Linked DNA regions of Mus musculus: region 2 is linked to region 1. The links are chromatin contacts, found by Hi-C or POLR2A ChIA-PET in ENCODE. All regions are on one chromosome and are shown on one strand. Each heading gives the region's core, a stretch centred on a gene start or an enhancer-like site at or near the end of the contact. The rest is flanking DNA. Distances are from core to core; before and after follow the strand shown. Region 1 holds the start of Rhbdd1 (rhomboid domain containing 1). Region 2 overlaps Rhbdd1 (rhomboid domain containing 1).

Region 1 (7,525 bases), core at 3,881-6,380:
GTACCGAAGAAAGCCGGCTCTGGAGAGAGGGTATTACAGGAGGCAGAGTCATGAGGTGGGTCTAGTCCAGGCCACTCTGTGTTCAGATCATGTTACCACATGCTCCTGGTATGTGACATGCAGCTCCAGGAAGAGTGTCTCCCCGCTAGACATTTGTCTTGCTTTAATCTAATCTGCCTTTGCTAAGCCCTTCTTCACATTTGGAATATGAATATTTATTCTGTGTATATTGGAAGTATGGGAGTTACTTGTTGACAATACAGAGACCTAAAGTTAGGACATCATCTCAAGTCTCAAATGAAACTTTGGATTTTTGAACAGTGATAGGATAATGACAATGGGACCTCTGAAGTTAGACTAAGTGCAATTTTGTGTCCAGTCCACTAATTCCCTATGGTAACGTTATTAGGAGGTGCAGCCTTTCTGGAGGGTGGTTATGTCATAGGAGAGGAGCTTTCATAAATGAGGTTGTTAACACTTATAAAAGAGACTGCTAAGACCAATGCCTTTTTGTATTCTCTCCCAATGTGAGAATACAAAAAGAAATATATGAAAAGTAGACTCCCAGAGAGAGACAATAAACCTTTGAGATGACAATTATTACAGGAGAATGAAAGATAGGTTACAACAGTATCCTGCATTCTGCATGGCAACTGAGCCTGTATCTTTATCAATGGCCTCTCCTGAATTTTCTTCAGGAACTTCTCCCTGCCATATGGAGTCAAGCCTCAGCCAAACTCAGTAACAGCATGTGCCTATAAAACCCATATGTGGGAGACTCTTACACATTACTGAGATCAACTGCTAGCCTGAGATGCATCCTTGGCTCCCTGGAACATGGCTACCACGTGCTGACTGGGAGGAACTACTACTCAGAAGATAGCACCTCAATGATTTTCTATTAGTCACAGCTAATTTTCTTGGCCCCAGCTAACACAACATCCATTATCCCCGTAATATAAAGGCTTTAATTCCATAGACATTCAAATATCACACACCACCACTATCACCATCTCCCCACACATACACGTTAATAGAGTTTGGGGATACTCCCAAACTTTCTTCTAAAATTTACAAGCCACAATTGTCTGCATTTCTCTCAGTATTTTTTTCTTAGTCTATTGATCATGTTTTATGTTGATTTTTTTAAGTGAAAGCAAACTTATGTTTATACTGTTCTTATGTATATTGTTGGATTTGTTTTGCTAATATCTTGCTTATATGTATATGAAGAATATTATTTGTAGCTCTTTCTTATACTGTATCAAGTTATTATGATAAAGCACCTTACACACACACACACACACACACACACACACACATTTCTGGAGGAGCACTATGTCTTAACACAAACAGATACTGTGTTCCTGTGAAACCAAGGAAGACTAAAGTTTGCTGCAAGTACCAGAAGCTAGAAATGGGTAAGAATTTTTCCTCCAGGTTTCACAGGGAGTGAACATGGTCCAGCCAACATTTTGATACTGGACTTGCAGCCTCTAAAACTGAACAGTTGTGTAGCTGATATTTTAGGTCACCCAGGTCATAGTTTTCTTCTCTTCTTTTCTGTTCTGTCCTCTTTGTCTCTTTCTCCTCCTCCCCTCCTCCCCTCCCTCCCTCCTTCCTTCCTTCCTTCCTTCCTTCCTTCCTTCCTTCCTTCCTTCCTTCCTTCCTTCCTCCTCCCCTCCCTCCTTCCTTCCTTCCTTTTCTTCTGTTTCTGTCTCTGTCTCTGTCTCTGTCTCTCTCTCTAACAATCCTAGAAAATGGAGTCTTTTTTTTTTTCTTGAACAAGTTTTATCAGTTTAAATCTAAGACCTCGTTTAGTTTATTTACAACACTTACCTTATTAACATAAATTTATGCAGTTTCTTGTCATCTAAATTCCTGTAGAATGGGTTGGGTGATATAGTCATTTCATGCCTCGTTTGGGACATTTAGTGTGGTTTTCTTTTTCCTTTTGGTAAATTGAATCTTTTAAAATCAGATTTTAATTTTTATTGATTTTCCTCCATTTTTATGTGTATTAATTCGTCTTTTATGTTCTCTGTGTGTGTGTTGCTCATTTTAACTACTCCTAAAGCTAAGCTATTGGGACATTTCCCCACTATGTTGCTTTAAAGCAGCACTGTTAATGTGGGTCAACATCATCACTTTAATGGAACTGGGACATCTCTGCATTTCCTTCTTGTCCAGTTAAAACTGCTCTCTAATTCTCTTTGCCTTTTTAGGCATTACTCAGTGGCTAAATTTTTTAATTCCCAAATGTATTTCTTTTGTTGATTCCTAATTTAATTTTATTGTCACCATCGAGGATACCCTGAATGATGCCGTTAATTTTAAATTTATTCACGTTTGTTTTATGATGCACCATATGGGGCTATCCTGGAGAACAGATATCTTAAATTAGCTATAAATTCTGCTGTTATTAAGTAGAGTGGTCTGCACTTACTATTTTGGTAGTATTTTTTTTTTGAAGTTTCTATATACTTAATGGTTTTCAGTCTAATTTCCTACCCATTGTTAAGAGTATTTAAATATCAGACTTTTGCTGTGTGCTTCTTAATTCATTTCCTCTGACATACCCCGCTGCGCAGCTCTGGAACCTTGTTCCTGCTAGGCAGGCACTCTAACATTTGGATACACCCTAAATTCCCAATGCTACCAATTTTATCTTCATGACCTTAGAGTTATATTGTTGGATATGTAGACATTTACAGTTCTTGTCTCTTCTTAATGTTTTGGCTATCTTATCACAGTGAAATCTTTTTTTCCTCACTACGAACCTTTTAGTTTTGTAACATCTATTTTCTATGGCCATTATAAGTCTCTTAGGGTTAGTGCGGGTGTGTGTGTGTGTGTGTGTGTGTGTGTGTGTAGTCTACTATTAAGTGTTGATAATCTTATCACGACACTTGGCCCAATTTTGCCCTGTTATAGTTCTCATAGCCGAATCATCTAATTTGAAAGCTGTTCCATAAGAAGGATGATAGACAATCTCTAATCAACGTAACCCATCTTTTGAAACAGTTTGAGTGTAATATATTTGATTCATTAGAAGCTGTGAGAGATAACAACAAACTCCTCCTTTACAGGATAATCCAGTTTTTTGGTACACTGTGTTGTTGTCTGGCATCTTTTCTCCTTCAGGGTGGATTCTGGAAGGTGGGAATGTCTATCTGCCTTTCTGCTAGTTTCCACCCAGTTATGAAATGTTCAAAGGAGGTAACCAAACCCCCAGTTTCAACACAGGCACCATATTTTATGAACATTAATTTGAGTCAAATGGCTAAGAATTGTTGCTTGTCCCTCAAGGGTTAGATACAATTTAAAACTGCACACCATAAATATATTTCATATACTAAATGGAATATGCATAATAATATCTTAGCTGACAAGTAAAATACTTTTGAGAACTTAAAAATTATAATTTTTACAAGGTAATGTAACAATGACTTGCTTTTCTACAAAAACGTTAGAGGACTTAGTCTGGCTTTGAGTCTTTAGTAATTTTAAGCTTTGTTTACATGTAAGAATTCTGACTGTCCCTCTATTAAAGTTTAGGCTAGGAAATTATTACCCAGATAATGGGAACTCCTGATATTCTTGCATCTATTTTCCAAGTGGAGAGATTACAGGTGTTTGCCCCTATGTCTGGTGAGGTCATTAAAAAAATGGTTTTTCTCTGTCCTCTTATATGCCAATGAAACATTTTACTCATATTTAAAATAGGATTAAAATGTTTTTTTTCTTTACTTTTTATGATTCAGGATGTCATATAGACTAAGCTGGTCTTGAAGTTATATAGCTGAGGCTGTCCTTGAACTCCCAATCTTCCTGTCTCTACCTTCAAACTGTGGGGTCATTAGTGTTCACCATCACAGCCTGCTCCCCAAGAACATTCCTAAGCCCTGTCTATTTACAATTGCATTTTTTTTGAGATTACTGATTTGAGACTTGATTTGCGGCTCTTTTAAAGTCACTTCTGCACTTAAAAACAAGATAATAACAAAAACAGTGTAAGTATAGAAAGGGGTAGACTGACAGAGAATATAAAGCAAGAGTATATTAATGGAATGGATGCATAGAATTGGTGGGAAGAACAAATAGAGACCTCTCCTTTTGAGAAATTGCATTCATGTTTTCTTCCTAAGGAGATATATTTCTACATGCAATTTAGTTCCCCCTACTCACTTGGGTTCCATTTCCAGGAATGCAGTTTCGCAATGTCAGTCTTGGACTTACATACCCCCCCACTTTTTTTTATACCTGAAAGGGGTTAAATTATAAGAATTCATTCTTGAATTTGCTAAGAATTTTGTCACTTGAAATTCTCATCTATATCTCCTAATAGTGTGGGAAATTTTCATTCAAATTCCAACTACAAGGGAAAATTTTTTAGGAGAATTTCTTCTGTTATACAATAGAAGATTAACTTTTGGGGGACTGGGAAGTTTTTAATATGCTAACTAGACGTGGCTACTAAGCCTTTTGGTAAATATACCTGCACCCAATTCATGCCTTGAAAAGGTGGAGCTCTCCTCTAATTACTAGAAAAATAATTACACCAAACATCGTTTTCTTGTAGGACACAAATGCAGCATTGCCTTTAGAAGAAGCTGCCCATGAAACTGGTTCCACGTTAGAAGGAGAAAATTGCATCAAACGACCTAAGTCACAAAAACCTTTTCTCACGAGCCCTTAAAGCAGTAAACAGGCTAAGCAGTGTGGCCTCGTGTTTGTGCTTGGGGAATGAAATGTACACCGTGGCCCTGTTTCGCCGGCCTACTTTCTGGGATAAGCAGCTCTCCTGAGGCCCATTGGGAACAGCTACTGTCTCCACCGTCCACTTGGTAGACTACACTGCACCGGGAAGAAACTTTGGCCTTGAGGGAGCTGGCCATAGGCGACTCATGCGCTGTGCGCGTGGTAAGTGATTATTAGTTAGTTATGGCTGTAAAAGCACACCGACACCCTTGTTGCTAAGGGTTGAATAGGATGAGCGCTACGCATTAGCTAGAGGAAGCCGAAAAGGCAGTACGAAGCACGGAGCATGCGCAGACTGCCGCTCCTTTCCCTAGGCCGCCGGAAGTGGAGCCTGCGGAATCGGCGTCCGTGCCGGAAGTTGAGTCTCCGGATTCGGCGTCCAGACGTAGTGACGCACGAGCGCGGGAGTACGTGAGGACGCAAGCGGGTCTTAGAGAGAGTGAGTTTCCGCGTCTCTTCAGCTGAGTGTATGGCATCGCTTTTGTGCGGCGTGTGTTGCGGCTTCCCGGGACCACGGATGGCGGGGCCGGGGCTGAGATCCGGGCCGCTGCGGGCCGGGCGGAAGCGCTGCTATGGGGCCAGCCAGGGTCCGCTGGGCGGAAGTGCTGCTTAGGGACCGGGCGGAGGAGCCGGCCCGCCGGGTCCGGGTCTTCTTCTCCCCTCCGGCCGGCCGGGATGGGGTCGCAGGGGCAGTCGCACCGGTACCGCTTCCCTGGCTCATGGAGATCTAGGCTGCCCGGATAGGCTTTTGCGAGGTTCCTCCGACTTCAGGAAGTTTGAGGCGAAGTTGCATCAGCTTGCACAGAGCTTGCAGTGGCAGGTGGTTGGGGGGGCGGCCACTTCTGTCTCAAACACACAGACCCATCCTAACCTCTGTAAGGCTGTCTGTACCACAGAATAGAGGACAGACATACACCCGAGGGACTTCACCTCTTCTCTTTTCACACATGCCTTTCCGTTTTTCCAAAACAGGCATTATTTAAAACAACAACAACAACAATAACAACTGTAATATCTAATTATTGCACGGTTAAGATTCAGTTGTCAGACTCATTTATAAAAGTCCCTTTCAGTAGCTTCATGACACCAGGTTTTCTTTGGGGGGGGGGGCATGGTGCCAGGTTTTTTGTTTTTTTTTTTTTTTCCCCCTCTACTTTTCATCCCAACGTCCTAACCTCATTTACCTTCTTCCTGCTTCTATTACTGATTCTGCTTCGGATCTTCTAGTGTTCTGGTACATTCCAGGAGAGCAAGTGCTCCTGCCTTGGTCCTGGGTTTGCTCTCCATCAACAGCATCTTCTGAGGGAATTGTTGGCAGTACAGATTTTAGTGTCATACCCCTTTGAGCAAGCCTTTCGGTCCATTCTAGCACTTCCGGGTACTGAGTTCGACGAATAACAGCGTAAAAAGTACTCACTCGTTATGGAATTTTATACATAATGAGGTTAGAGTAAGGTGAGGTATTTTCTAGATCTGGAATCTTGACCGAATCATTTAACTGTGACTTCATAGTACTAAGTGTTGACATGTGAAAACAAGTGGGTAGCAATAACCCATACAAAACACTCCAAGAGAAGTTACTAGACCTGCATGAAGAAAGCGCACAGGTCGTGGAGGAAGGACGAGGTGTAGGGTTAGAGAGCAGTTGGAGTGCATGATTTTATGACTGCTGCAAAGACTTTTATCCCAACTACTTATGAATAGTAAAAATTTAGATACAGGATAGTTATGGATGTCTCACACCTGTAACAGCAATGCTCAGGAGGCTGAGGCAAGAGATATCCTAAGTTTGGAGTCCAGTCAGAGCTACATCATGAGACCCTATGCAAACAGCCACATCAAGCGAGAAAGTTACAGCAGTCCGTTATGCCACTAATTTTATTTACATTGTGGTATTTTAGAAAATGAACTATTAGAAATTGTGCCAAGGTGGTTTAAAGGTCTTTGCCCTTCTTGTTTCTTCAACTTAGTTATACCTAAGTTTGTCCTGTAGTTTGGTAAAGGCCAGACCAGAGTTACAAAGAAGCATACAGTGGTGGCTAGCACCCCGCCACCAAAAGCTGTTTCTGTCCTTAGCTTTTGTCCCTATATATGGTATGGCTCCATCTTAGCAAAGAAGGGCTCATGTCCATTGGGGACGGTCACAGTTAAGTGGACAGGCTCCCAACGGGATGATTTTTATTTTATTTCTCCAAATTACTACATGGAACATTTTCTAAGAACTATTCCTTTCTCCAACGGTTCACCTAGAGGAAGAAATAATCATTTGGGGTCTGAAGCTACTGTTCTTGAGTCTAGGCTCATTACAGTGTTAAAAAGGGTCAGTGACTAGTGGTGGCCTGTGTAACACATAGCTTTGACTAAAGAGCACTGGTGCCAAGGCCATGCTGAGACTCCAGAATATTATGGGCAATAAATTGTCATGTAAATATATCACTTGTGATACCTGTTTCTATCCATAATAGTTAACCTTACCACCAAAGTGATACTGTCCCATCATGAAGCGATTGTTTTTCAGAGACTCCTAATGTTTTATTATTTTCTGTGTAAGATAGATAGATAGCTGTGGTTCTGGGTCAGGCAAGCCCTGCTTGAATTCCTCCCTCTGTGTATTGATTATGCCCCATAGACAGATTAGCTTCCTTCCAGTTTTAATTTCTCCTGTAAAGTAGAAGCTACCTAAGTTAAATGAGATGCTGTGTTAACTGTTACTACTACATTATATGTTAGGTAATGTCTCTTTTTGAAAGGGGAAGATATAATG
Region 2 (7,254 bases), core at 3,817-6,316, 42 kb after region 1:
AGACTCCATAAGCGCTCCTTCCATTTAAAGTTAGGTTCTCATTAGCTTATATGAGAGAGAAAATAATTTCATTCTAATTTATTTCATTTTAAATGGACATTGTTCCCTTCTGAATTCAAGAGGAGAGCATTTTAATGCTGTAGTCACTTATAGTACACAGGTCAAATAAATAACAAATCATATTCCCAAAAGTATATGTCACTGCTATAATTTATAGTGATTCCTTGATTCTAAGACACTCATCTTTTTAGTTTATAACAGGCAACGAATACAATGAGAACAACATCAGGTATCCTCAGACTAGTAAGAATACTGCTTAATTAGGGATTGTATTGTTGTTGCTGCTGCTGCTGTTGTTTTGCTATTTGTAAAAGCCAGAGCTTCATCTCGTGGACTTGAGATATTTGGAAAATCTGGTAAAAACAATCTGAAAATGTTGACTATGTGAAGGAAGTCATCCTTCTCGCTTTGGGGATGGAGGTCTCGCCTTGAGGTTGGCCATCCTCCAGTGTCCCTGGGATTATAAAGTGTCTCATGGTGCCAGGCTGGGATTTACATTGCTAAGCTTAAAAGCTGTGAGCATACTATTCGATGCAGACAAGAGGAACAGATTTTTTATTTTCAGGTCCAAACGCATTATAAACCAAAATAGAATACCAAAACCTTAGAAATAAATGACAGGAAATGGCTCCTTTTTAATGAAGCAGCGTGGGCTTCAAGAGAAATCCCAGCAGGTCGATTGTTAAAAGCTTCTGTTGACAGAGGTTCGTCAGTGCGTGCTAAAGGCATGGCATAAAGACTGATTGTTTAAGTAACGAGACCTTAAAGCCATGAGCCTGCTTCCTCAGTAAGTTAATGAGCTTGTAAAAAAAAGCTCTCAGTATTGTATTCACCTGGGTGTTTGATGTGACCTGGTAGATGGTACACTTGGGCGGGCAGTCTGCACGGTGCATAGATAACAAGTTTCCAGACCAGAAAAGGGGATTATGTTCCTTCATTTCTGAGAATCTGTAAGAATTATAAATATCCATAAATAAAAAAAAATAAAGGAAATGATTGGCATCAGTCTATGTATTGACGTGGACTGTGGGGAGCCATTTAAATGCTCATTCAGTAATTGTTATACAGTAGAATATTATACAGCTATTAAAATATTGCTAGGGATTAGTTTAATAGATTTGGAAAATACTCATGGTAAAATAAAGGTGGGAAGCCTAGTACTAGGCATTATTTATAATATGGTTTGACTTTATTTTTATATATTTTACACCCTGGCATAGAACCCTGGGCCACACACATACTGACTAAATGCTCTGTTGCTAAGCCACTACCCCCAGTTTTTGTTTTTGTCTTTTCCTTCAATGTAAAAACTTCCCATGCATAAAGAGTTAAAGAGAAACATACCAAAACACTAAGAGTGGCTAACTTAGAGGAAGTATAAGTTATTTTATCGTTTTTTCTTCTAATATTTTTCTCCCAAATTTTCTTTCATGGGAATACGTTATTTATAGTGGAAAAGCCAAGCCATTGAAATCTAACTAGACAGTGGCATTATTTCATAATATTAATCTGTTGTGTATCTTATCATCTAGTTATTCTGAAACACTGGTTGGTACATTGGAGTTTCATAATAAATCTTAATTGAATAAAATCAGAGTTTGGGGTGAGCCAGCCCCAGCAGGATGAAGATCAAAGTTTGCCACCCAAGGCTGGAAATCACAGGTGGGCTGAAGGGGGATAGAACTAAACAGAGAATTCACAACTGAGGAATCTCAAATGGCTGAGAAGCAACTAAAGAAATGTTCAAAGTCCTTAGTGATCAGAGAAATGCAAATCAAAACAACCCTGAGATTCCACCTTACACCAATCTGAATGGCTAAGATCAAAACCTCAGGTGACAACACATGTTGGAGAGGATGTGGAGAAAGAAGAACACTCCTCCATTGTTGGTGGGATTGCAAACTGGTACAACCACTCTGGAAGTCAATCTGGAGGTTCCTTAAAAAATTGGAAATAGATCTACCTGAAGACCCAGCTATACCACTCTTGGGAATATATCCAAAAAATGCCCCACCATGTCACAGGGGCATGTGTTCCACTATGTTCATAGAGGCCTTATTTGTGAAGCTGGAAACAACCTAGATATCCCACGACTGTCAAATGGATACAGAAAATGTGGTCCATTTCCACAATGGAAAACTGGGTGCTGTCTGGGACTCGGCTGAGAAGTGGCAGTCTGATCCAGTAGAGGAGTTGATGTCTCAACAGGTGAGCAGGGCTGGATGCTTGCCCTGGGCCAGCAAATGGCTGCCCCTGCTTAGCTGAGAGACCTGCTGAGGACCTTCAGAGGCTGCCTCAGTCCTGTACCAAATGCAGGATGCAGTAGACCATGTTCTCTGCTCACAGGGTGACCACAGTGACTTGATCATGCTCAATGTAAACACACAGAATAGTAGGAACCCTGAATCACTTGGGAATTTAGGTTTCTGGTTAGGAGAAATTAGGCATTACAGACGGCTAGTGAAAAACCATTGTATTTAAACCTGTGGCCACGACAGTACATAAGCACATTTTCTTCTATAGCTGGAAAATTGTGAAAGTAACTAAACCTATAAGAAGCTCAAACAGGGGGAAAAACATAAGAAATGAGAGGAGATAGGACTGATTATAAGAAAAGCTTTTTTTTTTTAAGTTTTCACATATGTAGTTAAAATATCCTTTTTCCAACCTCTCCCAGTGTCTCTTCCCTCCAGTTCCTTCCAGATCTGCTCCCTCCCACTAAAATTCATGGCCTCTTTACTTTGTTATTCTTATATACAAATATGTGTAATAAATATCACCTGCTGAGTTTATTTAGTGTTACTTGTGTGTATTTGATTTCAAGATTGATCATTTGGTTTTGTGTAATCAACTAGTGAGAATCCTCCAAGAGACTTTCAAGGCAATATAGGCTATCACAATTGCCCTTGGTTTAAGTGTAGCCCCTATTGTTAAAGACACCACACACTTTAGACACAGGGAAGATTTTGAGCTAGATCTGACCTGAAAGTCTCTTCCCTGAGGTCTAGATAATCCCAGAAAGTTCTATGCAAACTACCATGGAAGGAAAACAACCAGGAGTCCTACACAACCATGACACCTATGAACCATGACAGTGACCAGCATGGCCTGCTATCAGTAGAGGTACAACAGTGGCACTAACAACTGTACAATTATATTTAACTACTCAGCAAGAGGAACATCATTCCTAGTACTAGAAATTTAGCCAGCTACCAGGGTCATGGATCTTAGAGGAGAACGTAGTACCACCACTTTATTAGACCAGCGTAACCGCTGACTGCATTCCAAACTTATCCTTACACCCACAGGTGAGTGTAGCCCTGATCACACATCAAAGGAGCTTCCCTTTGCAGCAGACAGAGACAGCTACAGAAGACTACAACTGGTCAAATGCAGGGAAAGACAAAATTAATAAAACAGGCGCCAAATATGATGGAATTGATAAACGAAGAATTACAGTTTTGAAAAGATTCATTGCCAGGCAGTGGTGGTGTATACCTTTAATCCCATTATTCAGGAGGCAGAAGCAGGCAGGGCTTGTGAGTTCTAGGACAGCCAGACCTACACAGAGAAACCTTATCTTAAAAAAAGAAGGAAGGAAGGAAGGAAGGAAGGAAGGAAGGAAGGAAGGAAGGAAGGAAGGAAGGAAGGAAAGGAAGGAAGGAGAAAAGAAAGAGAGAGAGAAAGAGATTAATCAAGTGGACAAACCTGTGGCAGACTTTTATCAAGAAAATAAGGTGGGTGAGGCCTGCAGAGGTGGTCCAGTGTTAAAAGCACTTGTTGCCCTTCCCAAGGACTCAAGTTCAGTTTCTAGAACCCACATGGTGGCTTACAACCATCTGTAACACCAGTTGCAGGGGATCCAGTCTGGCCTTCTAACCTGCACAGGCATCAGACATGCACATAGTACATACTCAGAGATGCAAGCAAAACAGTAAAACAAAAAGTCTTTTAAAAAGAAAGTAGAAAGAAAACTTCAGTAAATAGTTTTGAAGGCCAAGCTGTCACTCTAGACAGGGAGGAGACTGGTCATCTTAGGGCTGTATTTTTGTGGGAGAATACGGTTTGCTGCTTTAAGACATCTCACACTGTTTAAAAACACTTAGATACCTATTACTCAAACCTCTTTTTTTTTTTCTTTCTTGTAAAGAAAAAGCCCGAGTTTTCATGATTCAAAGGCTAGAATATAATTTTTCGAGACCCTGGCGTTTCCCTGATGTGGTGAAATTGTTGTTTTCAACCAGATCCCTAGGTTTCTTCAGAGTTTTGGGTTTTATTCAGTGAGGTCTTAGAGAACACTCAGTCCTGGTGTCGGTTGGGAGTTCATGGCTCTGTACCCTTCCAGGGAGGGTTGCCCAGGCTACCTACCTTCTGGACTTTGATGAACCAGTTACTCTCACTTAGAAGGTGGTATAAATAGATACTGAGGGACTTGAACTCTGGGCAGGGGCTTCCTTTTCCTCATTTCTCTAAAGCAGCATTGTGAGGTGTGATCCACCACGGGTAAAAATAACTCGGACTTGCTAATGAAAGACAGTGTGCCCAGAACCTGCTCTCGCAGCACACACTTTTATAGATGCTGAAATGCTCTTGTCAAACAGTATTTTAAAAACTGTCAGAGGTGTGTGTGTGTGTGTGTGTGTGTGAAATGAGTTTTAAATAATTCAGCACTATGCAGGCAGCTGAAAATGACTTTAAAAACTTGGAGTCCTCTTTTGTATTACATAAACAGGAAGGTGCCATGAATTAAAAATGGACTCTGCCTTCCATCCATCAGGTTCCAGTAACCAGTGTGAATGGACTTTTGTTGTTGCTGCTCGCGCTTTCCCATTAAAGAATTGTGGTGCAGTTATCCCAACAGATACTGAACAGTACAGAGTGCTAGCTAGCTTCCTGACAGCAGGTCCTGCCTGCTTTGTCTGACAGGATGGCTCTGCTGTGGTGGCAGCCTCTCCTCTGCTTCCCCTGAGCGCTGCTGCTTCAGAAGTGCCGACCGAGTAGACACGGGAGATAGTGGACTTGGGAGTGAGCAATAGATTGCTCGGTGCTCGCCAGCTCTCCCTTAGTGGCAGAACTCCACTGGAAAGGAGCTAATCAAAGTCGCTCCTGTGTTCAAGCGCTGAACAGCAGTGGGAAAGCGGCGCTCAAGAGTCACGGGGAGTTCTAGCCACATGTATCATTGGATCATTAGTCACCCTTCTCTTGCTCTTCCTGTCCCATTTCTTTTTTTAAGGTGTGACAAAGAAAGCCTTTTTTTTTTTTTTCCTCCTGTGAAAACTCTTAGGTGGAAAGTTTAATACCGCACATCCCTCCTGGCAGAGCGTAGCAAAGCACTATGATTTTCTGAAGGCCAAGCGGTTTTTTTCTCTGGAGCTTCCTGCTTGTGACTGGCGTGGGTGTTTTCTGGGGATAAGAATGGGAGTGACTGGACCTCTCTCTGATCTGCATATCTCTGAGGAGTTAAGTGGCTTTCATAATGGAATATTTCATGTGTGTTTCTCGGGCTTGGGAAGTGACTGAAACCCACAGAGAAATTTGGTCGGTAGAGTGAAGCGGAATGCACTGGTCTTCAAACACGGTGCTGAAAACCTGAAGCATTGGTACCTACAGTTAACTTTAAGGGTTTGCCCTAAGAAACTAACTGTGAGAAACACACCCAAATCTATAAATTCTACCCTGCTGTCTCTGAGAGTACACTGCATATGAGAGCCATCAGGTGCTTGGAGCTCACTGATCATGGACTATTTAGCACACACTGTGCAGTGACACTCCACAGTGCTCCACCTCTTTGTCACATGGACCCTAAGCTACTGCCACCCAGTGGGAGATGCTGGGCTGGTGAATGGGGGGGGGGGGAGGTTGGGGGGGTTTCTTCCTTACTGGCTACACATAGCTCAAGGGCATTCTCAGAGCTCATTTTAATGACTGGCCCCAGCACCCTTTTGATCTGGATTTCTTAGGTTTTTGTTGTTGTTGTTGTTGTTGTTGTTGTTTTTATGTAATTGTTTCTAAGGTTAGGCTAAGACCTAACAGAGAAAAGGCAGAAACAGGTATAGAAAATAGTGATAGTGATTGAAGACACCCTATCAAAGAGGAGTTGAAGAAGTCCTGCATTGTTTTTGGTTTTTGTTTTTGTTTTTGAAATGCTTCGCTGAACACTGCAGATCAGCAGCATAGATTATGTTTTGGAAGTGTTTTCTGGTTCAAACCTGTGTATGATATCGTTAGGCTTGAGCTACATGAACGGTTTTGTGGCTGATTGTCATCACTGTGGTTGCTTTCTTGTTCCTCTGTGCAAACTATGAATCCAAATTAAAGTTTCCCAGGAACCTGCAAATCCATCCAAGGCTGCGAAGGGCATTTCCTTAGCCTCCAGGCATGGATTTACTAGTCAGTTTTCACCTTTCTAGGTCCCTGAACTGAGCGCCACACCCAGTTTTTGCTTCTCACTGCCAGGGGCGCTGGGCTCAGAAACATTCCAAATTTAGTTGCTTATCTGTAAAGTGGGACGGTGATTGTCTTCAGACTGCAGCTTATTGAGAGGTGACCCAGAAAATGCCCCGCTGCCACGTTAGCGTCTGTGTGCTGTCATTTTATGGGTGCTGGTGGAATGCCTGATGGTGAAGCCCAGGCCAGTCAGAGCGTACAAAGGTTTTCTGGTAGCATATCAGTTGTGGGATCCTTTGGAAATTATCAGCTAACAACATTCTGCATGTGGCTGTTAAAGAGCTCTTGAAAAGAGACCATACTTAGAAGTGGGGTTCTAAAGTGAGGAGCTGTGCTCTGACCTCTGCATCCACTGTTTCAGCGGACTCCTTTACATGTGTTCTCCCCATTCGTGCAGAACGACCCTTACTATACCCCACGCATGAGCCTTTGCACTGCATCTCACCAAAGAGGGCACACTGTGGGATGAACGCAGCAGCAGTAATGCCTTGATTATTGTTTCCGCGAGGTACCACCTCTTTCTAAGTCTCCCAGGAGTCTTAGCCCGCATAGGAACTGAACGCACTGCGCTGCAGCAGAATCCTTTGTGAGGCTCAACGGTTCTTTGTTGCCTATGCCATCTTTCTCATCCTGGCCAGGATTCTTTTGGCCACAATTCAAGGAAACCCCATGAACTTGGTAAAACAAGAGGATGACTATCGTCTCTGTATAGTTAAACTTGCCAGTGGTGCCCAACAGGGTTCCAGG

The links. Hi-C counts contacts between places; a loop is a spot of excess contacts on that map. ChIA-PET counts read pairs that join two places held with the same protein, here RNA polymerase II (POLR2A).
Region 2: POLR2A ChIA-PET joins it to region 1 with 10 read pairs in embryonic stem cell. The contact joins the enhancer-like site here to the promoter of Rhbdd1 in region 1. A Hi-C loop is called at or near these places in 2 of 37 maps with a recorded cell type or tissue (adrenal gland and left cerebral cortex). POLR2A ChIA-PET finds 5 or more read pairs at or near these places in 2 of 5 experiments (Patski and embryonic stem cell).

The regions. Positions count from the first base shown.
Region 1 is chr1:82,311,449-82,318,973 of GRCm38, forward strand. It overlaps Rhbdd1 (rhomboid domain containing 1), which reads left to right and starts at 5,131. Exons shown (of 7, transcript NM_029777.3): 1 at 5,131-5,200.
Region 2 is chr1:82,354,012-82,361,265 of GRCm38, forward strand. All of the region lies in intron 3 of Rhbdd1 (rhomboid domain containing 1), which reads left to right. Among named protein-coding and RNA genes, the nearest start is that of Gm46095, 14 kb to the right of the region's middle. Within about 2 kb of position 5,067, at least 2 of the 3 ENCODE cell types and tissues checked have a DNase peak (open chromatin) inside an H3K27ac peak, as active enhancers do.